Linked DNA regions of Homo sapiens: region 2 is linked to region 1. A link is an interaction called in ENCODE POLR2A ChIA-PET data of the cell type or tissue named here. Cell type or tissue: PC-3. All regions are shown on one strand. Each heading gives the region's core, and the rest is flanking DNA. Links, peaks and the distances in the headings are about the cores only.

Region 1 (15,844 bases), core at 3,617-11,616:
AAAGGACCGTGGGGGTCCATATCTAGGGACCGTGGGGGGTCCATATGTCGGGACCGTGGGGGTGTCTATATCTCGGGACCGTGGGGGTCCATATCTAAGGACCGTGGGGGTCCATATCTTGGGACCATGGGGGGTCTATATGTCAGGACCGTGGGGGTCTATATCTAAGGACCGTGGGGTTCTGTATCTCAGGACCGTGGGGGTCCATATCTAGGGACCGTGGGGGTCCATATCTAGGGACCGTGGGGGGTCCATATGTCGGGACCGTGGGGGTGTCTATATCTCGGGACCGTGGGGGTCCATATCTAAGGACTGTGGGGGTCCATATCTTGGGACCATGGGGGGTCTATATGTCAGGACCGTGGGGGTCTATATCTAAGGACCGTGGGGTTCTGTATCTCAGGACCGTGGGGGTCTGTATCTAGGGACCGTGGGGATCTGTATCTAGGGACCGTGCGGATCTGTATCTAGGGACTGTGGGAGTCTATATCTAAGGACCGTGGGGTCTATATCTAGGGACCGTGGGGGTCCATATCTCAGGACCGTGGGGATCTGTATCTCAGGACCGTGGGGGTCTGTATCTCGGGACCGTGGGAGTCTATATCTAGGGACTGTGGGAGTCTATATCTAAGGACCGTGGCGTCCATATCTAGGGACCATGGGGGTCCATATGTCGGGACCGTGGGGGGTCTATATCTCGGGACCGTGGGGGTCCATATCTAAGGACCATATGTCGGGACCGTGGGGTTCTGTATCTCAGGACCGTGGGGGTCTGTATCTAGGGACCGTAGGGATCTGTGTCTAGGGACCGTGGGGGTCTATATCTAGGGACTGTGGGAGTCTATATCTAAGGACTGTGGCGGTCTGTATCTCGGGACCGTGGGGGTCTATATCTCAGGACCGTGGGGCTCCATATCTCAGGACCATGGGGGTCTGTATCTAAGGACCGTGGAGGTCTATATCTCGGGACCGTGGGGGTCTCCATCTAAGGACTGTGGGGGTCTAGCTGCTCTCTTCCAACAGTGAGCACGTGGCCTCCCTCTCTAGTGCAGACAGGGAGAGGAGCTGAACATTTCGTCTACCCGCTCAGTTAGGGATTGGGCCACTTCAGTCAATCGTCCCTCTGTGTGGCTTTCCTGGAGTTTTGGTTAAGAGCCTGGCCAGTCCGTGTCTTCTTATCCCTGACAGGCTGTCAGAGAGTCACTTCTTTCCCTGAGGTACAGGCTTAGCTCTTTAGTTGTCTGCTCAGGCAGCTTCAAAATTTGGAAAATGTCTTAAGGGCCAGATTAACCTGTGCCTGGGGCAGGACCCCTTCCTCTAGAAAAGCTCTGTGTACTAAGCTCCACAAGGCTATGCGAGACTTCAGCGCACCTGCGGAGGCCTCAGGCCTCACTTCTTAGCCTCCCCAGAAATTTGCAAATGTCCCAGTTTTCTGCTCCAGCCCCTGTGGTTGCCAAGAGCCCTGCTGGGTATTTCTCCCAGTAGAATTCCTCTTCCCCAGTGGGACCGAGGCTCAGCTCATACCCAGCACTGGTTAATTCCTTAAAGGGAGAGAAGCCGACATTCAGCTCATCTTGGAAGGGCTCTCTCTGAATGTTTTCATCTGGTTCTTGTTGCTTCTACAGTTCTCCAATGTCTTTTTTATAGATACATTTTTCCGGTATTTCAAAATTGTGGGCCGGATGCAGTGGCTGACGCCTATAATCCCAGCACTTTGGGAGGGTGAGGCAGGTAGATCACTTGAGGTCAGGAGTTTGAGACCAGCCTGGCCAACATGGTGAAACCCCATCTCTACTAAAAATACAAACAAAACAAAATTAGCTGGGCATGGTGGCTCATGCCTGTAGTCCCAGAAACTCAGGAGGCTGAGGCAGGAGAATAGCTTGAACCCAGGAGGCAGAGGTTGCAGTGAGTGGAGATCACACTACTGCACTCCAGCCTGGGCAACAGAGTGAGACTCCATCTCAGAAAAAAAAAATTGTGGTAAGATACATACGGTAGGATTTCCTGAAGTTATTTATTTATTTATTTATTTATTTATTTATTTATTTATTTTACCATCTGAGTTCTGTAATTAATGTGGCCTTCTCTGGTTGCTGCAATGGGATTGCTGACCTTCCATATACATCCCCTCTGGAATGTCATATTTGCATTCTTCTGGCTTTTTTTGTTTGTTTTTTGTTTTTTTTGAGACGGAATCTTGCTCTGTAGCCCAGGCTGGAGTGCAGTGGCGCGATCTCGGCTCACTGCAGCCTCCGCCTCCCGGGTTCACACCATTCTCCTGCCTCAGTCTCCTGAGTAGCTGGGACTACAGGCGCCTGCCACCATGCCCGGCTAAATTTTTGTATTTTTAGTAGAGAGGGGGGTTTCACCGTGTTAGCCAGGATGGTCTCAATCTCCTGACCTGGTGATCCGCCCCCCTCGGCCTCCCAAAGTGCTGGGATTACAGGCATGAGCCACCGCACCTGGCCGCCGGCATCTTTAATTCAGACTGCCAGCTTCCAGAACCCTGAGAAATACACTTCTGTTGTACATGCCAGTCCATGGTGTTCTGTTACATCAGCCCAAAGAGAATAAGACCGCGTGGTAACAGGCCATGATGACCCCCTAGTGATTGCTTTTGCCTGATCAAGGCAAGGCACCCCCGCCCTGAGCCAGATGCTGAGAGGGTGTGGTAGAGGCTGCACGGCAAGGGGCTGAGCCAGGTGGCTGCTGGTGCTCCTGCCTCTGACCGCCACCATGTATCCAGGATCCCTGCTGGCCAGGGCGCCCACCTGCCTGCTCCGGTTTGGTTCAGGGCCGGTGTGTGTGTGTGTGTGTGTGTGTGTGTGTGTGTGTGTGGTTCCCAGGGGACCCAGTGTAGCCACAGATGCCCCCCACCTGCCTCGAGAGGGAAATAAACATAAATATACCAAGACAGCTATGGGGTGCTGGGGTGAGCGGTTTATTGGATGTTTAAAGGACAGAGATCTGAACTCCTAGTGACTGCAGAGTGAGCAAGCACCCTGGGCTGTCCTGCAGGGCTGTCCGTGCTGGATGTGGTGCCAGCAGGCAGGGCTTGCGGATAGGCATTTGCTGCAGGTGGCTGGGGCGGTGGGGGGCTGGTCTCCAGATGCCTGGAAGGGAGGCCTTGAAAGTCATTCTTCTTGGATGCATGGGCCCATGGCATTTCTTGGTAGAAGGTCAAAGAGAAGTGTTCATGCTTGGCAAGGCAGGAGGGTGGGAGATAGGGTAGTGGGTGGGGAAGGAGAGTCTGGCTCACTGGGTGCCAGGAAAAGGAGGTAAAGGCTGGGCAGGAATGCCTGGCCATGGTAAGAGTCCTGCAAAGCCAGAAATCAGATCTTGCACTGGCAGCACACGGGGACACAGCAACTGGACTGGGAGCAGCAGGGCTTGCAGCAGCTGGATTGGCAACAGGATGACCCACAGCCTGAGGAACAGCAGCAGGGCTTACAGCAACTGCACTGGGAGCAGGATGACCCGCAGCCTCCCTTAGACCCCGCGCAAGAGCCACAACTGGAACAGGAACAGCAACACACGGGCACACCGCAGCCGGAGCCACAGCCCCCACAGCCGGAGCCACAACCCCCCTTGGATCCCCCACAAGAACCGCAGCCCCCCTTGCAGCCTCCACAGGAGCCACAGCCCCCCTTGGAGCCCCCACAAGAACCACAGGCCCCCTTGGAGCACCCACAGGAGCCACAGCCCCCTTTGCCACAGCTGGAGCAGGAACAAGCTGGCACACAGCAGCACATGGGCTTGCAGCAGCAGACAGGCACACAGCAGCTGGAGCCACATCCCCCACAGCCGGAACCACAGCCACCCTTGGATCCCCCACAAGAGCCACAGCCCCCCTTGGAGCCCCCACAGGAGCCACAACCCCCCTTGGATCCCCCACAAGAGCCACAGCCCCCCTTGCAGCCTCCACAGGAGCCACAGCCCCCCTTGGAGCCCCCAGAAGAGCCACAGCCCCCTTTGCCACAGCTGGAGCAGGAACAGGTTGGCACACGGCAGCACACGGGCTTGCAGCAGCAGACGGGCACACAGCAGCTGGAGCCAGAACCTCCACAGCCAGAGCCACAGCCCCCACAGCCGGAGCCACAGCCCCCACAGCCGGAGCCACAGCCCCCACAGCTGGAGCCACAGCCTCCGGAGCAGCCGCAACAGCCCATGGTTCTGGTGGATTGAGGGTGGAGCAGGTAGAGGAGCAGGTGAGAGGGAGGTGCAGGTGTGGAGCTCCCTGAGCCTGGACCCTTTATATCCCTGCCCAGGGTCATGTGTGAGGCTGGGCACACATTTCCTGGTTCCTGTTTGTGCCATTTTTAGGGCCCCTTTTTCTTGTTTCCTCTAGAAATCCGCCCCTTGGTGTATGGGCTGCTCAGTGGGCTGCTGCTCTCTTGCTGAATCTGTGTCCAGACTTAATGGAGGCCCCCAAGGGTCTAGCCTCTCCCTGTTGACTCCAGAGTCACACTGGATTTACAAAAGCATCTATTTTAGGCTGGGCATGGTGGCTCACACCTGTAATCTCAGCACTTTGGGAGGCCTAGGCAGGTGGATCACTTGAGGTGAGGGGTTGGAGACCAGCCTGGCCAAAATGGTGAAATCTCGTGTCTACTAAAAACACAAAAATTAACTGGGTGTGGTGGCTCACATCTGTAATCCCAGCACTTTGGGAGGCCGAGGCAGGTGGATCATTTGAGGTCAGGAGTTGGAGACCAGCCTGCCCAACATGGCAAAACCCCATCTCTACTAAAAATACAAAAATTAGCCAGGCATGGTGGTGCATGCTTGTAACTCCAGCTACTTGGGAGGCTGAGGCAGGAGAATGGCTTGAACCCAGAGGTGAAGGTTGCAGTGAGCAGAGATCACACCACTGCACTCTAGTGTGGGCAACAGAGCGGGACTCTGTCTCAAAAAAAAAAAAAAAGTGATCTATTTTAGTTGAACGATGGTATAAAGAGTAATATATTTAAAAAATGTAAAAAAAAACCCTACTCAACTTGGGAAAAAATGGCATAAATAAATGAAGTCTCTGTTCCTCCATCTCTCCATATTGTTTCTGTCCCACCCTAATAATTTCTTGAATTTGGAATTCACCACTCTCATGAAGGTCCTCACACTCCTACTTAATATGTATGTTCCTTTAAAAATGTTTTGTGGCCAGGCGCGGTGGCTCACACCTGTAATTTCAGCACTTTGGGAGGCTGAGGTGGGCGGATCATTTGAGTCCAGGAGTTTGAGACCAGCCTCACTAACATGGTGAAACCTCGTCTTTACTAAAAATACAAAAATTAACCAGGTATGGTGGCATGTGCCTGTAATCCCAGCTATTCGGGAGGCTGAGGCAGGAGAATCGCTTGAACCTGGGAGGCAGTGGTTGCAGTGAGCTGAAATCACGCCATTGCACTCCAGCCTGGGCAACAGAGTGAGACTCTATCTCAAAAAAAAAAAAAAAAAAAGAAAAGAAAAAAGAAAAAAAAATTTTACATGCTGAAAACTTTATGTAATGGGTATTACACTGTATTTCTCTTTCTGTAAATTGCTTTTGAAAAAAATAGGTGTTAGGCTAAAGAGATTTTCTCTAGGGATACATATGGTTTTAATTTATTTGTTTTCTCTGATTTCTAAATATACATTGACTTATCCATTTACTTGTTGATGGACCTTTTGTTTCCTTTTTGTTGCTATTTCAAGCAAGCTGCAACTTTCTTGCCCAAAACCCCTCCTGCAGGTGTGGGTGCCTGAAAGTCAGGAGGTTCTTGTTACCAAGCTGTCTTCCCAAGGGATCCCCCCAGCCAGCTGCTGTCCAACCAGCATTGCCAGAGAGCTCCTGTTTCCTGGCACCCCCACCAAAACTTGCAACTGTCAACTTACACCCTTCATGTGGGTGTGTAACACAGTGTTACACACTGTGGTTTAATATTCCCTCTTCCTGGTTACTAGCCATGCTGTGCCTCTTTCCATATGGTCACCTGTCATTAGAGTCTCGTTAATTTCACGTCCTTGGCCCACTTTACAAAATTGAGATAGTTATTATTATTAATTTTTGAGATGGAGAGTCTTGCTCTGTCTCCCAGGCTGTAGCGCAATGGTGCGATTTCGGCTCACTGCAACCTCCGCTTTCCATGCTCGAGCAATTCTCCTGCCTCAGCCTCCCGAGTATCTGGGATTACGGGCATGTGCTACCACACCTGGCTAATTTTTGTATTTTTAGTAGAGTCAAGGTTTCACCATGTTGGTCAGGCTGGTCTTGAACTCCTGACCTCAAGTGATCCACCCACCTCGGCCTCCCAGAGTGCTGGGATTACAGGTGTGAGCCACCACACCTGGCCAAGATCATTATTATTTTTATTGGTGTCTGAAGTTCTTTGAATTTTCTGGATTCTTTTATTTTGAGATGGAGTCTTGCTCTGTTGCCAGGCTGGAGTGCAGTGGCATGGTCTCGGCTCACTGCAGCCTCTGACTCCCTGGTTTGAGCAATTCTCCTGCTTCAGTCTCCCCTGGGATTACAGGCACGTGCCACCACACCCAGCTAATTTTTGTATTTTTAGTAGAGACAGGGTTTCACCGTGTTGGCCAGGCTGGTCTCCTGACCTCATGATCCACCTGCCTCAGCCTCCCAAAGTGCTGGGATTACAGGCGAGAGCCACAGCGCCCAGCCTTTTGTTTCTTCTTCTTCTTCTTCTTCTTTTTTTTTTTTTTTTTTTTGAGACAGAGTCTCGCTCTGTTGCGCAGGCTGGAGTGCAGTGGTGTGATCTCGGCTCACTGCAACCTCTGCCTCCGAGTTCAAGCAATTCTCCTGCCTCATCCTCCTGTGTTTCTTCTTAACATAGATGTCATTTATTCTAAGTTTTTCAAATTTATTGGGATGTACTTTTCATAGTTGCCTCTGTTTTTGAAGATGGGATCTTGCTATGTTGTCCAGGCTGGGGTGCAGTGGCCGTTCACAGGCACCATCATAGCTCACTGCAGTCTCGAACTCACGCCTGGCCTCAAGTGGTCCTCAGCCTCTGAAGTAGCTGGGACTACTACAGACTACCACATTTGACTACTACAAATCCCTACCGTGTGCCACCACGCCTGGCTTAGTAGCCTGTTATTTTTAATAGCTGCTAAATTTGTCATTATTTGCTTTCTTTTCTTTCTTTTTTTTTTATGGCAGGGTCTCACTCTGTCACCCAGGCTGGAGTACAGTGGTGTGATCTCGGCTCACCACAACCTCTGCCTCCCGGGTTCAAGTAATTCTCCTGCCTTAGCCTCCCGAGTAGCTGGGATTATAGGCACCTGCTATCATGCCTGGCTAATTTTTGTATTTTTAGTAGAGATAGGGTTTTGCCATGTTGGCCAGCCTGGTCTCGAACTCCTGGCTTCAGGTGATCCACCTGCCTTGGCCTCCCACGGTGCTGGGATTACAGGCGTGAGCCACCGTGCCCAGCCTATTTGCCGTTTTTCATCCCTGCTTCAGGTTATACATGCTCTTTCTCCTGCCCGACCCTTTTTTTCCTCATTGGTTTTGCTAAATATTGTTGATTTTCTTTGTCTTTTGAAAGACCAGCTTTTGATTTTGTTGATTCTGTTTGTTGTATGTGTTAAACATTTTTATTTAGTTCTGCTCATATCTTTATTTTCTCCATTGTTCTTTTTGCACTTTCTAAACATGCGGGTGCTGGGGTGCGTGACTGTCTGCTGGACGTGGACTGTCAGGCCAGGAGGCGTGCGATAGAGAGTCACTGCCATCTGGGCTTTCTATCTGTCCCTCCTTCCTTCCCTCCCTCCCTCCCTCCCTTTTCTGCAGTCATTTTCATTCAGCTTCTTTCAGCCTTTCTGCAAGCTTCTGGGTGAGGTAACTACTGTGGGGCTGCTTTAAAAGCTCCCATATTTTGGGGTCTCTGTTCTTTACCCGATGAGCTAAGCCTGTGGGGTTTGCTGTGATTTCTGACATACGTGGGCTGCTTCCCACCACCCTTTGCATTTCACCATCCTGTGGTAGTGCTTCCTTCCCCTCTTCTTTTAGATGGAGTTTTTAAGGTTCTGTTTTTGTTTTTATTTTGTTTTGCTTTGACTGACTTAGAAGTTATATACACTATTCCTGTTTTTAGCAGCAACCTTATGCATTTCATGTGTATTTTTAAACAAATGTTGTCTACACGTGATGGCCCTCTATTCCTCCCCTGCTGAGAGTTGTGCAGGGAGCTGGGGACAGCTTCTTCCCCTGCCCAGCCCCTCCGGTGTCAGCTGTGGGAGTTTCTCCAGCGTCTTAGCTCCTCTCACATTGCTCATCATTGTTTATTTATAGTCAGTATTTGCTTAAACTTGCCACACATCCACCAACAACTCTAGGCGTGGTTCTTGCTTACACCATACTTCTTCCTTCCGGGCTCAGCTTCCTTCTTCCTGAAAACATCCTCCGGAAGTTCCCTCACAAGCATTCATCAGTAGACAGTCTGCATTTTTACATGGAGGTGGCTTGTTTCCTGCTCCTCCTGAGCATTCATCAGTAGACAGCCTGCATTTTCACATGGAGGTGGCTTGTTTCCTGCTCCTCCCGAGCATTCATCAGTAGACAGCCTGCATTTTCACATGGAGGTGGCTTGTTTCCTGCTCCTCCCGAGCATTCATCAGTAGACAGCCTGCATTTTCACATGGAGGTGGCTTGTTTCCTGCTCCTCCCGAGCATTCATCAGTAGACAGCCTGCATTTTCACATGGAGGTGGCTTGTTTCCTGCTCCTCCCGAGCATTCATCAGTAGACAGCCTGCATTTTCACATGGAGGTGGCTTGTTTCCTGCTCCTGGGCTCAAGCCATCCTTTCTCCTCAGCCTCCCCAGCAGCTGGGATGACAAAGGCACACCATCACACTCAGCTAATTTTAATTTCTGTGTAGAGATGGGGTCTCTCTAAGTTGCCCAAGCTGGTCTAGAGTTCCTTGGCTCAAGCAACCCTCCCACCTTGGCCTCCCAAAGTGCTGGGATTACAGACGTGAGCCACTATGCCTGGCCTGCCCTCACTTTTGAATAATGCTTTGGTTGGCACAAAATTCCTCAGTGCTTGAAAGGTGTCACTGGCGGCTGTTTCGTCTGTTGCTGCTGTCACTTTCTCTGCCCCTCCGCTGGAGTCCCCAGCCTTCTGAGTCTGCTGTGGAAGCTGGAGTCTCTGGCCTTCTGTGTCCGCTGTGAAAGCTGGAGTCCTGGTCTTCCGTGTCTACTGTGGAAGCTGGAGCTGCCTGGCCTTCTGTGTCTGCTGTGCAGGCTGGAGTCCCTGGCCTTCCATGTCTGCTGTGGAAGCTGGCTTGCACATTTGGTTCTCCCACCTGCTTCATGCCATGTCCTTCCTGGACCGAGGGTTCCAGTTTCAACCTTGGGAGACTCTCCCTGTCTCACCTCTCCCGAGTCTCTCTCATCTCTAGTTGGACAAATGTCAAATCTACTACATGTCCCCATATGTCTTTTTTTTTTTTTTTTTTTTTAAGACAGAGCCCTGTTCTGTTGCCTAGGCTGGAGTGCAGTGGCAAGATCTTGGTTCACTGCAACCTCCAACTCCCGGAGTCAAGTGATTCTTCTACCTCAACCTCCCAAGTAGCTGGGATTACAGGCGCCTGTCACCATGCCCAGCTATTTTATTTTATTTTATTTTTTGTATTTTTAGTAGAGAAGGGGTTTCACCATGCTGGCCAGGCTGGTCTCAAACTCCTGACCTCATGATCCGCCTGCCTTGGCTGCCCAAAGTGCTGGGATTACAGGCGTGAACCACTGCGCCTGGCCCCCATGTGTCTTTTTTAAAAAAAGAAAACCGTTTTATTGAGATAAATGTGCATATACAGTTTGTCTATTTAAAAGTCCACAATCTGGCCAGGCGTGGTGGCTCACACCTGTAATCCCTGCACTTTGGGTGGCTAAGGTGGGTGGATCACCTGAGGCCAGGAGTTCAAGACCAGCCTGGCCAACATGATGAAACTCTGTCTCTACTAAAAATACAAAAATTAGCTGGGTGTGGTGGTGCATGCCTGTAATCCCAGCTACTTGGGAGGCTGAGGCAGGAGAATGGCTTGAACCCAGGAGCGGAGGTTGCAGTGAGCTGAGATCTTGCCACTACACTCCAACTTGGGCAACAGAGTGAGACTCCATCTCAAAAAAATAAATAAATAAAAGAAGACCGTCATAAGTGGAGAAATATATCATGTTCATGGGTGGAAAGTCTTAACATTATAAAAAGTTCAGTTTCTTATATTCATACATTCAATGGATTTTATTCAATTAAAATTCCAGAAGGATTTAATTCTGAAAATTATTCCATAGATCTAAAATTTATGTGCAAACTTGTGAATAACTGAGACACTCCTGAATAATATTCAGAAGGGGTAGTCTCTGCCTGATATTAAGGCATAATAAAGTCTTCGTTGTTAAAACAGTTTGCTACTAGCACATGAATGGATAAATAGTTAGAAGTACAGAACAGGAACCCAGAAAAGACCCATCTATTGCAGAGCTTTAATTTTTTTTTTTTTTTTTTTTGAGATAGAGTTTCACTCTTATTGCCCAGGCTGGAGTGCAATGGCACGATCTTGGCTCACCACAACCTCCACCTCCCGGGTACAAGCAATTCTCCTGCTTTAGCCTCCCGAGTAGCTGGGATTACAGGCATGCACCACCACACTGGCTAATTTTGTATTTTAGTAGAGACGGGGTGTCTCCGTGTTGGTCAAGCTGGTCTCGAACTCCTGACCTCAGGTGGTCCACCTGCCTCAGCCTCCCAAAGTGCTGGGATTACAGGCGTGAGCCACCGTGCCCAGCCAGAGGAGCTTTAATCTTTAACAAATTGAATGGGGAAGATGGCTCACTCTATGCAGAGAATTAAAATTAGATGCCTACCTCACACCCTCTATAATCCACATGGATTGAAGACCTAAAAGGATATGTAAAAGTGAAAGGAAAATATAAAAAGAGTGGAAGATAATATAGGAGATTGTGTTTATTATCTTGGGGTCAGGAAATGAATTCTTAAATATGATCCCCAGAACATAAACAGTAATTAGGAAAATGCTGTATTTAACCACATCAAAATTACTGATATATGTCTGGATATCACCCCACAAAAAAACCATTAAAAGATGATTGGGGCCAAGTGTGGTGGGTCACCCCTGTAATCCCAGCACTTTGGGAGGCCGAGGTGGGCAGATCACCTGATGTCAGGCGTTCGAGACCAGCCTGACCAACGTGGTAAAACCCCATCTATACTAAAAATACAAAATTAGCCAGGTGTGGTAGTGCATGCCTGTAATCCCAGCTACTCGGGATGCTGAGGCAGGAGAATTGCTTAAACCTGGGAGGTGGAGGTTGCAGTGAGCCGAGATTGCACCATTGCACTCCCGCCTGGGCAGCAAGGTGAAACTCCGTCTCAAAAAAAAAGAAGATTGATCAACTGGGAGAAGATATTTGCCATTTGCCATATTTATAACCCCTAGAAGCTAATGTCTAGACAGGAACCCTGAAAATCAACAGAAGAGGGCAGGAGACCTAGTGGAGAAGTGGGCAAAGCATAGGAATAGACCACCCACAGATGGCTAGTGAGGACGCGAAAAGACCTTCAACCTTATTTTTAATCAGAGTTAAGCAATGAAAACAAAACGCCCCTGGTTTTTGAAGAGAATGGAAACACCTGCAGTCTTACTGATATGTTACATTTAGCGCGTGGTATTTAGTGAGAGGCGTGAGCAGCTATGTGCTTACCTGCAGCATACAGCGGGAGTCGTTACGTGACTTCTGCCTTTCAAGCACATACAGTGTAATGGGATCCATCCATCACACAAATATACTAGCTCTGTACACAGCCTTGAGGAGGAGCAATATTTTTGGTTGTTATAAACTGCATTTTTTTTTTTTGGTATGGCCTTTTGATTCTGGGAAGCACATTCATTCTATGGCTATTGCCTTTTTAGATCATGAAAGCATCATTCCATATTGATGAAGAAGATGTAGATATGGCACTGATCAACACCTCAGTCGCCTTCCTTCCAAAACAGATACTTCTCAAGAAATCTGGGGCCGGGTGTAGTGGCTCACGCCTGTAATTCCAGCACTTTGGGAGGCCAAGGTGGGCAGATCACAAGGTCAGGAGATGGAGACCATCCTGGTTAACACAGTGAAAACCCATCTCTACTAAAAATACAAAAAATTATCCGGGCGTGGTGGCGGGTGCCTGTAGTCCCAGCTACTCAGGAGGCTGAGGCAGGAGAATGGCGTGAACTCAGGAGGCAGAGCTTGCAGTGAGCTGAGATCGTGCCACTGCACTCCAACCTGGGCGACAGAATGAGACTGTATCTCAAAAAAAAAAGGAAAAGAAATCTGTTCTCCCAGGCTCCCCATTTCAGCATCCCACTCATTGATCATTGAAAACTCATTCACTAGGTTCACCACTCCTGGGTGTTATGCTGAGCAATGAGGATATTCATCATGGTGGATTATATGGCAGCAAAGAGCTCAAAAAAGGGTGATGGATGTGGGAAATGGGGGGCAGGAATCTAGTGGAACACACTTCAGTGGCCAGAAATAATGCATTGTATTTTCATGTAGCAATACATGCCAAAAGCACCAGATTTGCTTAAAACGCAAGAAACAGAACAGAATTTATAACCATCATGAATTTAAATAACATACACAAGGCTGGACACAGTGGCTCACGTCTGTAATCCCAGCACTTTGGGAGGGCCAGGCAGGTGGATTACTTGAGTCCAGGAGTTCGAGACCAGCCTGGGCAACGTGGTGAAACCCTATCTCTACAAAAAATACAAAAATTAGCCAGGTGTGGAGGTGCGACTGTAGTCCCAGCTACTTGGGAGGCTGAGGCAGGAGGATCGTTTGAGCCCGGGATGTGGAGGTTGCAGTGAGCTGAGATTGCACCGTTGCACTCTATCTCCAGCTTGGGTGACAGAGCAAGACCTGTCTCAAAAACAAAACCAAAACCAAATACATACACATTGAAAAATGCTACATATTTGTCATGATTATATGCAAATGTTTGTAAATAACTTATGGAAGATGAATTGGAAAGATACCTGCAAGGATGGATGCCTATGGGTGGAGAGGATGATGGGACTTGGGATAATGAAGGAGAAAAAAGTTAAATAAAAACAATGTCTATATAGGATTCATTAGCTGAGGATTGTGATCTATAAAATTCTCAGCACATATATGATGCATGCATATATATATATATGTATATATATATTTTTTGAGATGGAGTCTCACTCTGGTTGCCCAGGCTGGAGTGCAGTGGCGTGATCTTGGCTCACTGCAACCTCTGCCTCCTGGGTTCAAGCGATTCTTCTCCCTCAGCCTCCTGAGTAGCTGGGATTACAGGCGTGCCCCACCATGCCCAGCTATTTTTTTTGTTAGTTTTAGTAGAGATTGGGTTTCACCACGTTGGTCAGGCTGGTCTCAAACTTCCGACCTCAGGTGATCTGTGCGCCTCAGACTCCCAAAGTGCTGGGATTACAGGTGTGAGCCACTGCACCCAGCCAGGCCTTTGTTTTTATTTTGCCTACTATTAGTATAGCTTGCTTTGCATGTTATGTCTTTTTCTACCCCCCCTTCTTTTTTTTTTTTTACATTTTTGAATCCTTATGTTTTAGATGCAACTTTTGACTTTACATCTAGTTATACATTTTTTAAGAAAACTTGTCTAGCAATCTTTATATGTAAACTAGAGCATTTTGTCCATTTACTTGTGAAATAATTACTGAAATATTTGGGTTTAAAACCTATGTTCTTAGTCTGAATTTTCTATTGCATCACCTGATCTATATTTCTTTTTCTCTTCTGTTCTTTTTGATTAGTGCTTTTTTATTCTAGTTTTTTATGTAATTGTTTGACTGTCATACATGACTTTGGTTAGGAGTCTTGGATCTTCTTTGCTTCTTTTCAATTTTTGTCATTGTCTCTTGAATCCTTTTTAGTTCTTCATTTCTTTTTGGTTTTTAAAATTTATTGTACTTTTTTACTCATACGTTTGTCCCACTTTAGACTTTATTTCTAGAGTGATTTCTTTTAACTCTAATTTTCTCTTAAGTGATGTCCCCTCATTTAGCAATTCTTCTATTTATGACTTTTGTTGTTCATTTATGTCTCTTTTTTTGAGATGGGGTTTCACTCTGTTGCCCAGGCTGGAGTGCAGTGGCAGGATCATAGCTCACTGCAGCCTCAACCTCCTAGGCTCAAGCAATCCTCCCGCCTCAACTTCCCTAGCAGCTGGGATTAAAGACACACACCACCATACCCACTTAGTTTTTAAAATGTTTTGTAGAGGTGGGGGTCTCACTATGTTGCCCAGGCTGGTTTTGAACTCCTGGCCTCAAGTGATCCTCCTGCCTCACCTCCCAAAGTGCTGGGATTACAGGTGTGAGCCACCGCGCCCGGCCTTATTTATGTCTGGTATCATTTCCTTTCATTGTTCATTAGCTCCTTTGGAAACAGTAGGCTACCACTGTGATCTGTTTCACGGCAGGCTTCCTAGCTTTCTTCCATTGCCTCTAGGGACTTACCGAGGGCCCTTGCACCCACTCACCACTAGAGGGAGGAAAACCTTCCCCATTTCAGGAGCCAAATCCAAAATTCATGCTGCGCTTTTCCAGCACACACCTGTTGGCTCTTTTGAGGTTCCCCTGTTTTCGTCTCTGTTAGATGTTTCTTCGCTTTCTCCTGCACAGACACTGAAACCCTGGGGGACTGTGGCTCTTGGAAATTTATCCCCACCTTCTTGTACTTTTAGGTTCACCTGCTTTTTCTTAAGACACCATCTCACTTTATATTGCCCAGGCTGGAGTTCAGTGGTGCGATCACAGCTCACTGCAGCCTCAGACTCCTAGGCTCAAGCCATCCTCCTGCCTCAGTCTCCCAAGTAGCTGGGGCTGCAGGTTTGCGCTACCATGCCTGGCTTACCTGGTTTTGTTATAAGTCTCCAGCATGCATTTTTGGTTTTGTTACCGAGTTGCTCGGTGTCCTGTGGGCTGTGGGAATGTACAGGGCCCAAATGTAATGAACTCTGCGTTCATGTCTGCTGCCACCTTCTGGAGTTTCCCAGTTTGGATTTTTGAGTAAACTGTCTTAAGCAGCATTTCCTTTTAACGTCGTGAAACTAACGATAGCCATGTCCCCTAGCAAGATGCACCTTTGACACACTTTTATTCCCTCTCCTAAAAGTGGCTGAATTAATCTAAGCCTTTATTTCTAGATTATTTCATTTTTCCTTACATTGCATCTCTTTTCTCTCAGAAATTTGTCCTGGAAATTCCCACTCTGCTCTTCCCTGGCATTATCAGCAGTCGCTTAGATCTGTGGGTGTTCTGTGGGAGCTCATTTCTCACCAGCGCTCCCTGTGTGCTCTCTTCCCTCCACCTTTTCCCTCCAGGTTCGCTTGTCTGGAGATCATCCTCAGATCACTCTCGTCCCCTCCTCCCCAGTGCGTGATTTCTAAAGCCTTGCCTGTGACACTGGTCAGAGAACAGGCTCAGCGTGGTGGCACGTCACCATGAAACAGATGGACTTGGCTCAGGGTCCCCAAATGTGTCATTTCCCAGGAACTCCCCTTTCCTGCCGGGAGACTGAGCTCCGAGGACACCTTGGGCCATTCTGTAACTTCCTGGTTACCTTTAGTTATGGAAAGCCGTTGACCTCATGATTGTAAAAGGCTAATTGAGTGTTTGAATCAGACCGCGCTGGAGCTCAGCGGTGCTTCACTCCTCCCTCCTCCGACCTTGCCCTGCCTGGGGTCCTTCCGAGGCCCCAGAGGAGAGCGGGAAGCTGGAAGCCATGGGTCTTGTGCAAGGCCCTGCTTGGCTGGTCGTCAGGACT
Region 2 (15,844 bases), core at 7,184-15,183, 240 kb after region 1:
GGGGCATGTGAGGTTCAGGAGGGCCCTCCTTCTTGCTCAGCATCCTGCAGCTAGTAGGCAGAGGGACCCACACCAAGCGTCTCTGGGTGCCATGCTAGGACCCACAGAAATGCAGGCTTACCCAGGCCCCTGGAGATCAGATGGGCCCACAGAGAGGACAGAAGCTGGGGCCTGTGGATGACCCAGAAGTTCAGACACACCCACAAGTACCAGAAGTACACCAGGGGCCCACAGAAACTCAAGAGCCAAGGAGGATTCTTGGAACCACAGAGGGGAACACACACAGGCAGACACACAAACCCAGACAGCTCTTTTACCAGGATGACTGGATGGGTTAAAGGAACTTTCCTCAGCCCCACACCCCACACCCCACACCTCACGCCAGCCAGATATGCCCACAGTTAGGTCAGGGAGGGGTGGCCGAGAGTAACCAGGGGAGGGTTGGCTTTGGGCCACCAACAATCAGCCAACCCAGCCAGAAGCAGCTGTCACCATGAGGTGACTCTAGGGCCTGAAGAAGCCACTGAGGCCAGCAGTAGAGAGGTTCCACTGCCACCACCCCCAGGCCAACCCTCCTCTCTACCCTAGGGCCTGCCCTGAGCCCTCCAGAGTTCTCTATATTTGGAGATGCTGCCTTTCCGGCCGGCAGCCTTAGCAAGAACCAGCCCTTTGCTGGCCTACTTTGAGCTAATCCCCCAACCCTGCCCTGTGGGCACTGGGCAAACAAGCAGCCAAGTGGGCTGGAAGTGCAGCTGGGAGCCAGTCAGGGTCTCCAGGCAAGGAGAGAGAGGAGCTTGGGAAGTTCCAGGTCCCCAGGTCACCGCAGGGCAGCTTCTAGGTCAACATAGCCTGGCTGGATTCTGGCGAGCTGGTCCTGCGCCCTTGCTGTGTGCCTGCATTGCTTCTGCCTAGAACACTGGCCCTCTGATCTCCAGTCCTAGGACAACTCCCAGGTCACTGAAGGCCCACTGGGCTCTTTTCCCCTGGTAAACACTGTGGGCCTAGGCTCTTGCCTAGCGCTGGGCAGGCCTCTCCGGACCCCCACATGGGCAGTCTGTGCACCCCTATTCCCCGAAGCATGGGCCTAGGCCTGGTGTTCCCGTGCCATCCCTGGGAAGACGAGCCACCCTGTGGGTGGGTCTGCTCTGACCCGGGGAGGACCTTTCCCGAAGGTCAGAGTCCCTTACCTACCAGCCCCTGACCATGTCCAGTTCTGGAGAGGGTGAGCATGGACAGGGAGGCCCAAGGGGCTGCTGGTGGCCAGGCCTGGGAGGGCAGGCTGGAGTGAGGGGCAGCATACCCAGGGGGCAGGTGGGCTACAGGCCTCTGGAGGCCCCCATATTCCCCCGCCCAGCACCAGGCTCTTGCATGTCTTCACCTCTGTTCAGAATCTGGCCCTAAAAAGGTGGCAGAGGCTGGAGGCTGAGAGCCACCCCAGACTTAATGGAGGTGAACAGGAAGCCCCCGCGATCCAGCGTGGCTGGAACATGCTGTGGCTGTCAGAGGCGGGAAAGGCAGGACAGCCGTACCCGCTGGCTGGGGCTGGGTGGAGGGTGCCCAGAGGAGGGTGGGCCCAGCCTCCTCTCCATCCTGCTGGATGAGGCCAGATTTGGTTGGCTGGCCACTGTGCTGGCCACTGGTGGACCCCATGTGCCCCACTGGGAGCCAAAGGAAGTGGCCAGTGGTGAGGAGCAGAGGTAGAGGCGGTGAGACCTGCAGGCGCTGGGCAGCCCTGGCACCCACCCATGCCCTCACCTGCCAGCGTGTGCTCACAGAGCTGGGTGGCACCTGACGTCTCTCTGTGTGCGCCTTGGCCAGGAGGGCAGTGCAGGGTGCAGGGAGCCAGTGGCCTCCGGGGAACTAAGACCTGGCCCTTCCAAAGCAGGTTTGTGCAGAGTCTAGACAAGCTGCAGAATGTTTCCACCAAGAAGGCAGCTGCAAGAATCGGGGCGACAGTGGAGATCCCAGAGTCACCTGCGGGGCTGACGTGGAGAGAGCGAGTACGTGTGTGCGTGGGTGAGTGTGCACGTGCATTGTGTGCACAGGTGCGTAGCAGTGTGCCCGTGCCTGGCGTGTGCGTGTGTGTGAGGCTGTGTGGGTCAAGCGCCCACACTCACAGGTGAGGGCTGGGGCTGACACTGCCAGAAAGGGTCTCCTGTCCTCTTCCGCCTGCAAGCTGATGCCTAGTGTTAGGCAGGCCCCTCTGGACCCCGACATGGGCAGTCTGTGCACCCCTGTTCCGCGAAGTGTGGGCCTAGGCCTGGTGTTCCCATGTCACCCCAGGGAAGATGAGTCCTGCTGGGTTGCCAACTTCCACAGACCCCGACATGCTGGGTGGCCTTCCGGCTTCGCTGGGTCTTTTTCTCCTTCTCTCCCAGCCACTCAGATGACTTCAGTGGTGGCTTCTCATGCCTCAATGTCAAGGACTTAAGGTGACCCTCTGGGTTGGGGGCGAGGGGAACATCTGAGATCAGGAAGCTAAAACCCCTTCCAGGATGATCTGGATCTCCTGGGGTCACGAACTGCCCTGCTCTGAGCTCCTTTGGGGACGGAGGGTCCCAGGGCAGAGAGCTGTTCCAAAGAGACCCCAGTTCAGAGGCTTCTGTGCAGACCAGGCTCCCAGGACAGAGACTTTTATCTAGAAAAAGGGCCCCTGTGGAGAGGGACCCCAGGAGGAAGGCTCTGAACAGTCAGGGGTCCCAGGACGGCGCCCCTGGGAGCAGGAGGGTCCAGGCCTGCACTGGAGAGGCCTGCGAGAGGCCTGTGTACGGAAGGGGGCGCCCGAACGCCTGCCAGGCCGGCAGGCTGGGCTGGGAGGCAGCAGGCGGAGTCTGGCCCGTAGGGCAGGGAGGGAGCAGGGGTCGGGCGGGAGCCGGAGGTCAGGCCACCTCCAGGAGCGGCCAGCAGACAGCAGGGGGAGCTTGGAGCCCAAATGATCCAGCTCTGCCAGCAACCTCTGCCCCGTGCAGCCCAGGCTTTCCTGCTGGGACCCCCATGGCAGAGGTGCCTTGTTTGGGGCCAGTCGGTCATCCCCGGCCAGCAGCCACCCTTGGGGATGCCCATGGGGGAGGCTGAGAAAGGCCCTGAGGGCACCTTGGGTTGGATCCTGAGCCACCCTGGAGCCAACTCAGGGGAGCTGGGACTCAACCCCTAGCCCACCGGCCAGGCAGGTGGGGGGCCCCAGTCAGGGCTTGGGCAACGAGGAGCCCCGACCCGCATCACAGATGCACCAAGCCTGCTCGAGGGCAGTGGGAGAAGTGCGGCCCTCAGGATGCCACGTGCTCCAGGCCCGAAACCCTCTGGCTGGAGGGGCCCTCTGGAACTGCAGGGAGGACTCTGTAGCCAGGGTGGGGCTGGGGGCCGTGGGTGACCCTGGCTCCTTCCTTATTCTCTGAGCCCAGCAGCCACTTACTTGGACTCCTGTGTCACACAACCCTTGCCCCAGGTCTGCCCGCAGTGACACCCGCACACAGTGGGGCCTGCACGCAGTGATGTCTGCACACAGTGATGCCTGCACACAGTGGGGCCTGCCCGCAGTGATGTCTGCACACAGTGATGCCTGCATGCAGTGACACCTACACGCAGTGGGCCTGCCCGCAGTGATGCCTGTACGCAGTGGGGCCTGCACGCAGTGGGCCTGCCCACAGTGACGTCTGCACGCAGTGACGTCTGCCCACAGTGGGGCCTGCACGCAGTGACGCCTACATGCAGTGATGCCTGTACGCAGTGACGTCTGCCCACAGTGGGGCCTGCACGCAGGGCGTTTGCTCACGGCAGGTGCGTGCATGGTGGAGGCGGTGCCGCGGGGCTTTGGTCCAGCCTGGTCAAGGTGTGGAAAAGCCCCCGTCGCACCTGCAAGTCCCCCACCTGCTTGAAGGGAGCTCCTGGCTCATCCTACCAGGAACCCCGGGGGGCTCCGAAAGCCAAACCTCTGGTCTGCCCCTGAGCTGGGGGTGCCTGGAGAGTGTGGGGCCAGCAGCCGTGGGAACGAGGCTGGAATCCCGAGCAAGTAGAAAGGGGGCGGGGCAGGGAGGATGCAGCACCAGGACAGGTGGGGGCCCCGGGGCTCTCCAACCTGGGGGTCAACTGCGACTTCCGGGTCCTAAGTGTGGGGACCCCACAGGGTGGGACCCACTGCCCTCCTATCCAGGGATACAAACCACCCTGCCCACCACAGAGCCTGAATTAGGCCTCCTCTTCTTCCCCAGAAAACCTGAACAGCCCCCCATCCACCTCCCAGAGAGCCCAGACGGCCCCTGCGTATCCCATAGCCTGCCCGCTCATCTCTCCCACGGGGGCCCTGGTGGGTAGGACCCAGCTCGCACTCACACAGGGCTTGGAAAGCTGGGGCAGCTCCAGGGTGACCCCAGGAATCCCCAGGACAGGAGACATTGCATGCACACCACGTCATTTTCTGACCTCCAGGGAGCGCACTGCCAGGAAACTTGGGAGGCTGAGCGAAGGGCCTTCCCGCAAAGAGTCAGAGTGGGTGGGGGCGCGGGTTTCAATGGGCTCCAATGGGCTCCCTCCCTGGGCCACAGCCTCACAGCACCCAGCGTCCCAGCCAGGTTTGGAGCAGGGGCAGGGGTCTGCAGCCCCCAGAGGTGTCACACCCCTACTGCCTGCCTCTGTCCCCCACTTCTCTGGCCTTGGGACCCTGTCCCAAGGCGATGCTGACACATCTGACAGCCAGGCCGCCATGTGTCCCAGCCCGGGCAGCCAGTGGGTGGGTGGCCAAGGCAGCCTGGGCAGGAAATGGCAACGCGGTGGAGGGCCCTGGAACATTCCTCCAGCCTGCACACTCGCTGGTCCCTCTGGCAGCTGGTCCAGGACATGCCTCTGTCGGGGACTGGGCTCCCACACCCCGACACCCCCTGCTCTCCAGGCCCCTGTGTGTACAGGGAAGGCTTTGAGCACACGGCTCCAAACTGTGGGTCCCCATTCTCCCCTCGTGCCCCACCTAGGTCAGTCCCTGCGTCTGCCCCCACTCGGTGCTGCTAGTGCCAGCAGTATGAGGGTTTGCATTGGCTTTTGGCCAAACCCTGGAATGTGCCTGCTGGCTGCACGGCAGCTGTTCTTGGAACAGGGCGACAATGCACAGACTGTCTCTGAGACGTGGGCGGATGGGGTGCAGACTGCCCGGAGCTGCGCATGAACCCAGGCCCCGAGACAAGGGTGAATGGGCTCACACAGGCCGAGACACCGGTGAATGGTGTCCAAAGATGCAGCAGGACCTGGAACCGGCACTGGGGGCCCTCAGCCTGGGACTCGGCCTGTGTGAGGTGCGGGGCACAGGTGGCTGACGGCACACACTGCTAAGAACCCCTGATGAATGGGGAGCAGAGCACCCCAATACTCAGACTCACGGGGACACGTGGTCCAGATGCTCAGGAGGGGTGTATGAGCGACGGCACCCTGATTCCAGATGGGCATCTACAGTCACAGGCAAAGGGCATGTCGCTGGCTGTGCAGGGTCGTGGGGGGACAAGGCACCCAATTTTAGGGTCAGTGGGGTTCATGTCTCTCAGATGCTTCTGGGATTGTGAGGACTTCAGGCCTCTGAGGAAGGGGCACAAACCCCTGGAGGCTTAGGTGATGAAGCTGAGAATTCGTGAATAGGGCACAGGGGTGTCTGGACAGGGATGAATGTAGCTCCCACGGCCGAGACAGCCGCTGATGAAAGGGCAGCAGGCGTCCAAAGAAACAGGGGAACTTGGAACTGGCACTGGGGCCCTCGACCTGGGATATGCATCTGCGTTCGAGGCAGGCAGTGGGGGTTAGGCTGCTGAAGACCCTGACGGACAGGGTACAAGGCATCAAAGCCCTCAAGCAGCTAGAGAAGAGGGGGGCTCGAGGGCTTGGAATGTGGGTGCACAGCTCCCGACGCTGCAGGGGGCGAGGTAAGCCGTCGCACAGAGGGTTGGGGTGGAGCGTCCCGAGACCCGAAAACCCAGGGCAGAGTGCCCGTCAGGGTGATGGTTGAAGTCCTCACTACTCAGATGGTCGGAGGAGGGGGTAGGACACCCAGTCAGCTGCCGGACACTCAGGTAAGGAGGTACTGGAGCCAAACTGTCTGAGTGACTGGGTCTGCAGGACCTGAACCTTCACAATAAGAGGGCCCCCTGCAGTGGGACCAGAAGGGAGGGTGTGTGTCCAGACACGTGGGTGAATAAGGGCTATGCTTTCTGTCCTCAGGGGACTGGGGGCACCTTTGCAGATGTGTGCAATATCACCCACACTCTCAGAGGATTCCAGACACACACCACTCAGAAATGTGGGCTAGGAGCACCCGCTGCACCTGCGCTGAGAGAGCTGCAGAAAGGGTTACCAGCCCCTCGGGTGGAAGGAGACAGCCGGAGCTCTCAGGGTAAGATAACCTCACTTCTGACATATAGGGCACCACGACATTCAGAGTCCTGGGATCCACGCTGCCCAGATACTCAGACAAGTGGGGTATCAGGGCCCGTTTCTCTGTCATCCAGGTATTCGAGTGATTAGCGTTCCGGCTCCAGAACTGTCAAGAGGGCGGATGGACAGAAACTTGCCCAAGCCTCCAAGCAATGGGGTCCAGAGACCCAGACGCTCAGGCTGATGAGTGCAGGAACCCACACACTGACAGTAATGGGGTCCAGAGACCCAGATGCTCAGGCTGATGGGGACAGGAACCCACACACTGACACCAATGGAGTACAGGGCTCTAGGTATTTAGAATAATGGGGTACACGTGTCTAGATGTCAGTGAATTGAGGTGGAAGCTCAGCTCCTCAGAGGCACATTACAGAGCCATGGGAATGAGCAGCTCTCAGACAGGGCAGACACGAGGGCAGAGGAGGTGCACCCAGCAGTGAGATGCCTGGAGCACAGGACGTCCAAAACCACAGGAATGAGGCACCAGGCTCCCGGCCCTGGGCTGACACCCAGGCTTAAGTACCATGTGTCATGGGGGATTCAGAGGGTTCAACAGGTGGGGGGCACGCTGTCGTGGCACCCTGGTGACAACAGGAGACCAAGGAGGGGCAGGTCACCTGGCCCTGGGCATGAGGGAGGGGGCTGCACAGGCACTCAGGTCCCCAAGCTGTGTCTCCCAGGCACTCTCAGGCGTGGGGTGTAAAGATGCTGATGCCAGGGTTCCCCATGAACACAGACCCCCCTAAACAAGGTAAATGGGGTCCACACAAAAGTTGTGGGGGATCAGGCCCCTGCCATGAGGTCCCCAAGGCCCTTGGGAGATGAGGTCAATGCGGGGAGGACCGGGAGAACCCCCGTCCTCTGACATGGTGGCTGCAGTACCAGCCATTTGAGGAGTGGGTTACATGCCCCCAGACTTCCAGGTGACGGGGGTGGCCACCCAGACACTTCAAGACATGGGGTTTTCATCACCAAAATCCAGATGCAGATTCTCAGAGGATAGGAACTGAGCCCATGGAATCAGCACCAGCCATGTTCAGAGGGTGCAGACCCCCATGCCCAAGACGGAGCAGAGCCTCCCAGAGGCTCGGTGATGGGGTGCAGCCTCCACGGAGGCTCGATGATGGGGTGCAGCCTCTCTGGAGGCTCAGGTCATGGGGTACAGCCTCCCCGGAGGCTCAGGTCATGGGATGCAGCCTCCCAGAGGCTCGGTGATGGGGTGCAGCCTCCCCAGAGGCTCAGGTCATGGGGTGCAGCCTCCTCCCAGAGGCTCGGTGATGGGGTGCAGCCTCCCCAGAGGCTCAGGTCATGGGGTGCAGCCTCCCCAGATGCCTGGTTGATGGGGTACAGCCTCCCGGGATGAAGAGGCACAGACAGTATGCATGAAAGGTGAGTGTGGCACACACAAGCTAAGACACAGAGAATGGGCATAGGGCATCCCAAAGCACAGAGAACTGTGGCAAGCTGAGTTCCCCCATCCCCGGCCATCCCGGGCCCCAGCTGATGAGGGTGCCCCAGCCCTGCAGGGCTCAGCAGCTGGGGTCAGAGTGGGTGGGGCAAACACGCGCTCACCCAGCACACTTTTCTTTGTGTGCCAGTGACTCCTGGCTCCCCAGAGCCAGCGCTTGCTTTGCAGTCCAACCTCAAGCATTCCCCAGGCGACCTCAGAGGAAGCGTCCCCATCCAGGAGCCCCACCAGGGTCTCCATGAGGCTGCTGGCTGCCAAGCCACCGTCTCGGGGCCTCGGGACTGGCCTCGGGCTCCAGCTCTGTTTGGTTTTCTCCTTCCTGCCCTGGAACCTCAGACGCCAGTCTGGCTGTGAAGGCGCCCATATACTGGGGAAAGTACAAAGCCCCTACACAGCTGGCTGCAGAGAACCGCGCGCAGGGCACGTAGCTCAGCTGTACCCTGGGGCCAGCGTCGAGCCACCCCCTGCATGTGTCCCCTTGCTTGCCTAAAAGCCCCACTAGGGCAGCCTCTGGCCCTTCTCATCCCAGATTGAGTCAGACTAGGAGACAGACCCATACCCTGTGCAAACACCAGAAGGACGTACAAGTCCCCACACGCCCAGGGCCGCGTGTGACCGGACGGGCCCAGACGTGCACATGCATGCCCACACGTCCTCCTGCTGTGGCCCGAAAGCATCCTCGGAGCCTGGGCTATGTCCTCCACACTTGCTGCCTGACCAGCCCCGTGGGGCCGGCCCCGCTGGGACAGGTTTTCCCGTTAAGCATTAACCACCAGCAGATAAGGGCTCTGAGGGAACGCCCTGACCTGGGATGGCTGCTCCTCGGTAGGCCCAAGTCATGGATCTGACTAGAGTGACCAGACCAGACTAACTGGCAGAGCAGAGGGAGAGGAGCTTAGGCTATAGGCTCTGCTCGGGGGTCCAACTGAAGCAAGAGGCACTGAGGTTAGACCAGAGTGAGGACTTCCAGCCACTCACCCGGGGGCCAGCTGATAAGAGGATCACTCATTAGGAAACCAAGAACTCAAGGGATTGGGTCAGCCCAGCAGGAGACAAAGGCACAGAGGGGAATGGCCCGAAGGTGCCTGGGGCTGGAAGCAGAGGCAGTGGCGGAGCCAAGCCGGCCCACCTGGCTCTCTGTGAGCCCCCTGCCCCACACTGCCCAGGGCAGCCCCCGCCCGGCCCCTACCCTCCTCACACTTGGTTCCCCCCAGCCCACAGCACCTGAGGATGCCCTCTTCCAAGCCAGGCAGCCCTGCACCTCAGGACCCCTCCCCGTCGTGCAGAACCTGCTCAAACCAGGTTCAGCCAGGCCACCTCCTGCTGCCCCTCACCAAGGCCAGCCTGACGGGCCCATCGCCCCCTCCTGCAAAGCTAGGTAGGGCTCAGGGTGCCCCCAGCCCCAAGGGACCCTTGGAAATAGGCTGGAGCCCAGATGCTCAGCCTCTGCGTCTTGGGGAGACCTTCCTCCCAAAGGGAGTTGCCCAGCTATCACGGGCCAGCAGTTCCGGCCACAAGGTGGGGTTCCTGCAGCCCTGGCCCCCGCACCCCCTCCTACCCCAGGAGAGAGTTCCCCGTCACCAGAGGCAGTGCTGTCCGAGAGCTGGACCCGCCTTCGGGTGTCTGAGAGGAAGGCCTGGTGGCTGGCCGGCCACAGGAAGTGGTGGGCGTCAGGTGAGAGCATTTACACCTGGGGGGCTGCCAGCCCCAGCACTCGGGGAAACGTTGCTTTTCCAGAGGAAGGGCTCACGGAAAGGTGTTCCCACGGAAGCAGAAACCATTCCGTATAGACTCACCCTGGAGGGAAGCATTAGCAAGCCTGAAATGGTGCCCGCCTTGGGCTAACATGAAGTCTAAAGGAGGGGCTCACCCCCGTTCTGCCTGGTGGGGGCTGGGGGCCCTAACGGGGTGGAATTCAGCACAAAACGTCATGGCAGGTCTGGGGGTCCTGGGGTGACCAGGGAGGGTTCCCTGGAAGAGGTGGGCTCACGCTGGCCTTGGAGGGTGAGTCGGATGGGGATGCGGAGAGGCCTTCTAAGCAGCTTGGCAGCTGCAGGAGCAGAGCAGCCGCCTTCGTGGGGAGAGAGGAGCCGGTTTCCAGAGCCTTAAGGAGCCCGCTGGAGCGGTGGCCAGGGGGGAGCCGGGGAGGAGGGACCGTCTCCCTTTCCTGGGAAAACATGGCGTGAACTCCCAGAGAAGGTTTTCCCAGCAGGGCCACAGGAGACAGACAGCCAAAGCTAGACAACGGGGAGAGCAGCCCCGGGAGGCTCAGGCAGGGAGGGCGGGGGATTCCCAGATCTGGGAGGGGAGACCCGAGAGCCCCCAGCGCCCAAGGGTCTCCAGGGCACTGTCCCCGGGAGCCATGAGGGAGGCCGGGTCCCGAGGGGCGGACGGCGCCACCTGGTGGCCATGCGCCCGCTGCACCTGCACCTCCCTGGGGTCCCGGCGGTCCGGAGGGACCCCGCACCTCCCCAGGCTTTGGGACCCCCAGCATCGGCAGCCAGCGCCCCCAGGGTCCTGGGGTTCTCCGGAGCAGCTTCTGGGTGGCCCCTGTGCTCCTCTGGGGACAAGGTCACCAGGCTGGCCCGGGAGTGCCGCTGGCCGGCCGCGGCAAATCACTGCAGGGGAGCTCTCCCCGCCCGGCCCTGACTGTTCTTAGACTAAAGGAGGGGGGACGCCAGCAAAGCGGGGGCACAGGGGAGGGGCGCACGCACACGCACACGCACACATGCCCGCACTCACAGATGGAGATTCTGTATTGGCAACTTATCCGGAATCTCAACCATAAAAATCTGGAGTGAAGCTACTTTAATCTCAGCATGTATACAGGCTCTGACATTTCAAAAAGAGAAGTTGCCTTGAAACTCCACGTAGGGAGGAGGCAGTGGCCTGTTTGAATCTGGCCGGCACAGTCCCGCTCCAGGGACCCTGCGGACCCAGCCCATTCCATCAGCCACCACCAGTAGGAGCGCTCCGCCAGCCACGTGTGGGACGCCGGACCCACCTGGGAGTGTCCCCCAGGAGCTGAGGGGCTGCCGAGGCCCGTGAGCTTCACTGCACACCCACACTGCATCTGCAGGGGACTCACCCAAAGGGTCCCCCGAACTCGACAAGCTCCGTCATTTGTGAGGCCCAGTGCAGAATGAAAATGTGCAGCATCTTGTTCCAAAATTAAGAATTTCAAGATGGCCCCAGCACGCATTAAACCAAGCAGGGACCCCTCTGAGCATGGGGCCCTGCGCACAGGGTGCAGCCTGGAAAGCTGGCCCTGACCTCCGCATCTCCTTTTTGTACCTATAATCCCTCCATTGTGCTGGCCCCTGTGTTCTGGGGACAGGCTGGGCTTCCCAGGCCATGCTGGCCTCCAGAGCCACAAAACTAGAGCTCCCAGCCTCGGTCCACTCGTCTGTAAAACACCTGGCCTGCTGACCTCACAGGGTCAACATGCGTGTGGGGCTGGAACCTGGACCCTCCCTCCCCTCCTTGAGCTGCAGCCCCCTCATCTGAACACTGGGGGTTTGGGTCCGTTCTGGGAGTGCAGCTGCCTCTCCCAGCCTGCCAGGGAGTGGGGCATTGATGCTGTGTGCGCGTGCGTGTGTGTGTGTGTGTGTGTGTGTGTGTGTGTGTGTGTGTGTGTGTGTCTGGAGTCATGGCAGGGTCCCTTTCTGTCTGTCTCCTTGCTCTGCCCCAGACTGGGGGGCTGCAGAGGTGAGGGTATCTGGCCTCAACAGCTGCTTATTCCCGATGGGATGGCCTGGGCTGGGCCCCTGAGGCCAGGCTGACTTGGACATGGCAAGAGGGGTCCCAGGCTCTTGTGGGCAAAGCAGGGGAGGCGCCAATGTGGAGGAACAGAGTCTCCTGGCTGGCTGCTGCTCTCTGGAGCGGGTGGAGTCAGGGAAGAGCTGAGCTGGGGAGTCACCCTGGGCCTGGGGTCACCGTAGGCCCCATGTAGCACCCTGGTTCCCCTGCCTGTAGGTGACAGGAGCCAGCCCAGCCAGGTGTGCTCCCTCCCCAGGCCCTAGGCAGGCGGGTACAGGGGCCAGCAGCTGCGCCCGCCCCACCTTCCTTCCCACCCACATGCCGAAGGGTGGCCAGGCAGGCAGGTGGACGAGTCCAGGCAGCGGCTGAGTCAGTGTGTGTGGAATGTTCTGGCCGCTCCCAGCTGCACCCTGCCCCTACCTGCCACCACCTCACCTTCATCCTCAGGCGCTGCGGCCCTGAGCCCCTGCCAGGAATGCACCTTTAGCCCAGGCCTGCTCAGTGAGCTCCGCCGACAGCCAGCCCTGCTCCTCCCGCCATGACCCTGCAGACCCCTCTGGGCTTCCAAGTTCCTGGGGGCTGCAGTGAACATGCTCCACCTGCATGGCTGGCAAACCATGGTGGGCCCCAGCTGTGGTGCGTGCTGGGGTAGAGGCAAGGAAGTGATGGGACCGCAGAGATGAGACCCCCAGGGATGAGATGGGACCCCCAGGCAGGGCCCAGGGTCCAGGGCCCAGGAGAGAGAAGCAGGGAGGGAGAGAGCTTCCTGGTGGAGGACGCATCCTACAGTGGGGGCAAGGGTGCTCTGAGGTCCGGTGAAGGCAGGGACTAGGCTGCCCAGGCCCTGCCTGCTTGGCTGGGGCTGGGGGCTGCTGGGAGGTGGCTGGGAGGCTGGGCCTGGGCAGCTAAGCTGGAGCTTTGGCCAGGGTCCAGAGCCTCCCTCCCTTCAGCTTCCTGCTGCACAGAACCCTCGCCCCTGGCCACCCCGTGCTGCCTCCTTGCCCTGGCAGACCCAGCACTGGCTGCTGCTAGTCAGATGGGGTAGCGGGCAGGGGCCGGAGGGGCCACCCTCCCAGCTGACCCAGCCTCCTGGGCCGCTTCTTCCAAACCAGCAGGGTAGAAAGATGGGGCACCCACCAGTCTCTCCCAGTGCCCCGGCCCCAGCTGGCACCACAGCTATACCTGGGCTTATTCCAGACCTTGTCGCCGGGACCCCCTGTGAGTTGTGGGATTCCCAAGAGGGGTGTGGGGATAACCCAGCCAAGTGGGGGCTGCAGCTGTCCACAGATGCACTCAGCCTGGCCTCTACCCCAGGGCCCCGCTGGGCTCTCATTGCCGGCGCCCTTGCCGCGGGCGTCCTCCTCGTCTCCTGCCTCCTCTGTGCTGCCTGCTGCTGCTGCCGCCGCCACAGGAAGAAGCCCAGGGACAAGGAGTCCGTGGGTCTGGGCAGTGCCCGCGGCACCACCACCACCCACCTGGTGAGGAGCGGCTCCTTGCTCACTCAGTCCAGAGAGGGCTTGAAATCCAGGCTCCAGAGCCCAGGGCAGCGAGGCGAGTTCAGCCCCAGGGATGGTTTAACCCCCACAGAGGCAGGGCGTTGAGGACCTTCCTGGCAGGGAAAGTGGGTGAACAGAGGTGAGAAGGAGGCCATGCAACAGGGGCTGCCCCATGGGCCCGAGGGAGCCACAGCGGGTTCTTGAGGAAGGCAGGGGGTACCCCAGATGCCACGTTTTGGGTGGGTTTGGCCGGTCTCACAGAGCGAAGCCGACGATTTGTGCCTGTTGGGTGGCCTGGCCTGGAGGCGGGGGGTCTTGACCCATGTCATGCAAGGGCTGCCCGGGAGCCCAGGGCTCTGATGAGGCATGATGTCAGCACCACCTGCCCCTTGTCCCAACTCACTCCAGGTGCAACCTGATGTGGATGGCCTGGAGTCCAGCCCGGGGGATGCTCAGCAATGGGGGTGCCTGCAGCTCTCCCTGGAGTTCGACTTTGGAAGCCAGGAGGTGAAGGGCCCCGCTGCGCAGGACCAGCGGTTCTGCGAGTTTCCGGAAAGGGTGACGGGGGAAGGGCAGACCCCATGCCCTGGGTGGTGGGGAGCTGACAGGGCAGGGGCCCTTGGCTGAGCCCACCCCGCTGGCTCCCAGATCAGGGTGGGCCTGAGGCAGGCAGCCGACCTGAGGCCTGGGGGCACCGTGGACCCCTATGCCCGGGTCAGCGTCTCCACCCAGGCCGGACACAGACATGAGACAAAAGTGCACCGAGGCACGCTCTGCCCCGTGTTTGACGAGACCTGCTGCTTCCACGTGAGTCAGGGATGGTCGGCTGGGTGGGCCTGGACGGCTGGATGGGCCTGGGCTGGGTGGGCCTGGGCAGCTGGGTGGGCCTGGGCAGCTGGGTGGGCCTGAGCTAGGGCAGCAGGGCCTGGCTCACGCCGCTGCCTCAGATCCCGCAGGCGGAGCTGCCAGGGGCCACCCTGCAGGTGCAGCTTTTCAACTTCAAGCGCTTCTCGGGGCATGAGCCCCTGGGTGAGCTCCGTCTGCCACTGGGCACCGTGGATCTGCAGCATGTTCTGGAGCACTGGTACCTGCTGGGCCCGCCGGCTGCCACTCAGGTGAGGTGCTGGTCACCAGGCCACAGCCCAAGGCAGAGCTGGCAGGGACCCTGCCCTATGGGCCATCGGAAAGACAGGCCTGATGGGCAGCATTTTCGGGGGTCTGAGCCCCAACTCGGCCAGAATCACCCTCCCGGGCTGAAGCCCCTCTTGCTGCCCACAGCCCGAGCAGGTCGGGGAGCTGTGCTTCTCTCTCCGGTACGTGCCCAGCTCAGGCCGGCTGACCGTGGTGGTGCTGGAGGCTCGAGGCCTGCGTCCAGGACTTGCAGGTGAGGGTCACACCTGCCCACGTTGTTGTACAGAGGGGGGGCCCGTGCTCAGCCCCGAGCCCTGGGATGCCCCTTCGGCAACCTTGCCCTCCCAGAGCCCTACGTGAAGGTCCAGCTCATGCTGAACCAGAGGAAGTGGAAGAAGAGAAAGACAGCCACCAAAAAGGGCACGGCGGCCCCCTACTTCAATGAGGCCTTCACCTTCCTGGTGCCCTTCAGCCAGGTCCAGGTGGGCCACCGGGAGGCAGGGGCAGAGCGAGACCCAGTGCCAGACCACGATGACTGTGGTCTTTCTCCCCCAACTCCAACCTCTGGCCTGTCTCTGCACAGAATGTGGACCTGGTGCTGGCTGTCTGGGACCGCAGCCTGCCGCTCCGAACTGAGCCCGTAGGCAAGGTGCACCTGGGTGCCCGGGCCTCGGGGCAGCCCCTGCAGCACTGGGCAGACATGCTGGCCCACGCCCGGCGGCCCATTGCCCAGCGGCACCCCCTGCGGCCAGCCAGGGAGGTGGACCGCATGCTGGCCCTGCAGCCCCGCCTTCGCCTGCGCCTGCCCTTGCCCCACTCCTGAATGCACCACATGCCTCTGTCTCCCCGCTGAGCCCAGGCACTTGCCCAGGCCGCCCTGCAGGACCACTGCAATAAACGCCTTCTCCTGCCACTGTGTGTCCGGCTGGAGCCTGGAGGGGATGCAGAAATAGGGCCCGGGCCCGCTCACCAGGGTCCCCTGACAAGGACGGGGGAGGGGCTCCTCTCCAGACTCAGCCAGGCCCTGAGGCCTCTGACCGGTCCCTGCTTGACCCTCGGGTAGGGGTGGGGAACCTCCCCGGGGAGCACAGATCTCCCCTCTCCGGGCCGCCTGGGAAGACCGGGGAGGTGGGGGCCAGAGAGTCGGGACCACATGGGATGGGGCGGGCTAGAGCCAGCCCTGTAGGGACAGAGTGGGCAATGGTGTCTGGGGGCTGGTGAGCATGGAGGGAGGACCCCCAACACCTCAGAGACCTGTGCTGCAGGGCCTTCCCTGCATGAGCAGCAGGGGGCAGCAGATGCCTTCGGAAGCCGCTGGGGCCTTTAGGGGCTCAGTCCTGGCCGGATGCCCCTCCCAGTCCCCACACATCTGGGCTGCCTTAGCGGCTGGGGCCTCCACGCTGCTGTCTCCTCTGATCCTCCCCACGGGGCTGCGAAGCCGGCAGGGCTGGGGCCAAGAGCCCCCACTCCGAGAGGGTGCCAAGTCACGGTCCAGGGGACCTCTGCAGGGCGGGGGCCTGGGGGCTGGGGGGGCGATGGCCTCGGGCCTGGGTGAAAAGGGCAATGCCAGGCCTGCCCGGGC

Evidence for each region. ChIA-PET counts read pairs that join two places held together with the same protein. Peaks named below come from ENCODE experiments on the same cell type or tissue, not always from the same donor. Only the 100,000 strongest peaks of a DNase experiment are listed, where the experiment ranks them.
Region 2: POLR2A ChIA-PET joins it to region 1 with 16 read pairs; 2 of 35 experiments call an interaction of 5 or more read pairs at or near these places.

Annotation. Positions count from the first base shown.
Region 1 is chr11:1,581,078-1,596,921 of GRCh38, forward strand. It overlaps KRTAP5-1 (keratin associated protein 5-1), which reads right to left and starts at 4,206. Exons shown (of 1, transcript NM_001005922.1): 1 at 3,265-4,206. The coding sequence starts at 4,172. The coding sequence ends at 3,336. All of the region lies in intron 1 of KRTAP5-AS1 (KRTAP5-1/KRTAP5-2 antisense RNA 1), which reads left to right. RefSeq lists an enhancer at 15,272-15,844. In PC-3, for the core only: no CTCF peak of the experiment used is centred there; a DNase peak (open chromatin) is centred at 8,354.
Region 2 is chr11:1,822,347-1,838,190 of GRCh38, forward strand. It overlaps SYT8 (synaptotagmin 8), which reads left to right and starts at 12,644. Exons shown (of 8, transcript NM_001394072.1): 1 at 12,644-12,853; 2 at 12,950-13,113; 3 at 13,540-13,638; 4 at 13,780-13,938; 5 at 14,079-14,246; 6 at 14,410-14,515; 7 at 14,611-14,744; 8 at 14,846-15,175. The coding sequence starts at 12,760. The coding sequence ends at 15,085. RefSeq lists enhancers at 1,395-1,896, 10,605-11,220, 11,221-11,834 and silencers at 10,173-10,382, 10,443-10,502, 15,469-15,578. In PC-3, for the core only: CTCF peaks have their summits at 10,294 (motif pointing left) and 10,496; a DNase peak (open chromatin) is centred at 12,015; H3K4me3 peaks cover 988 bases; H3K27ac peaks cover 812 bases.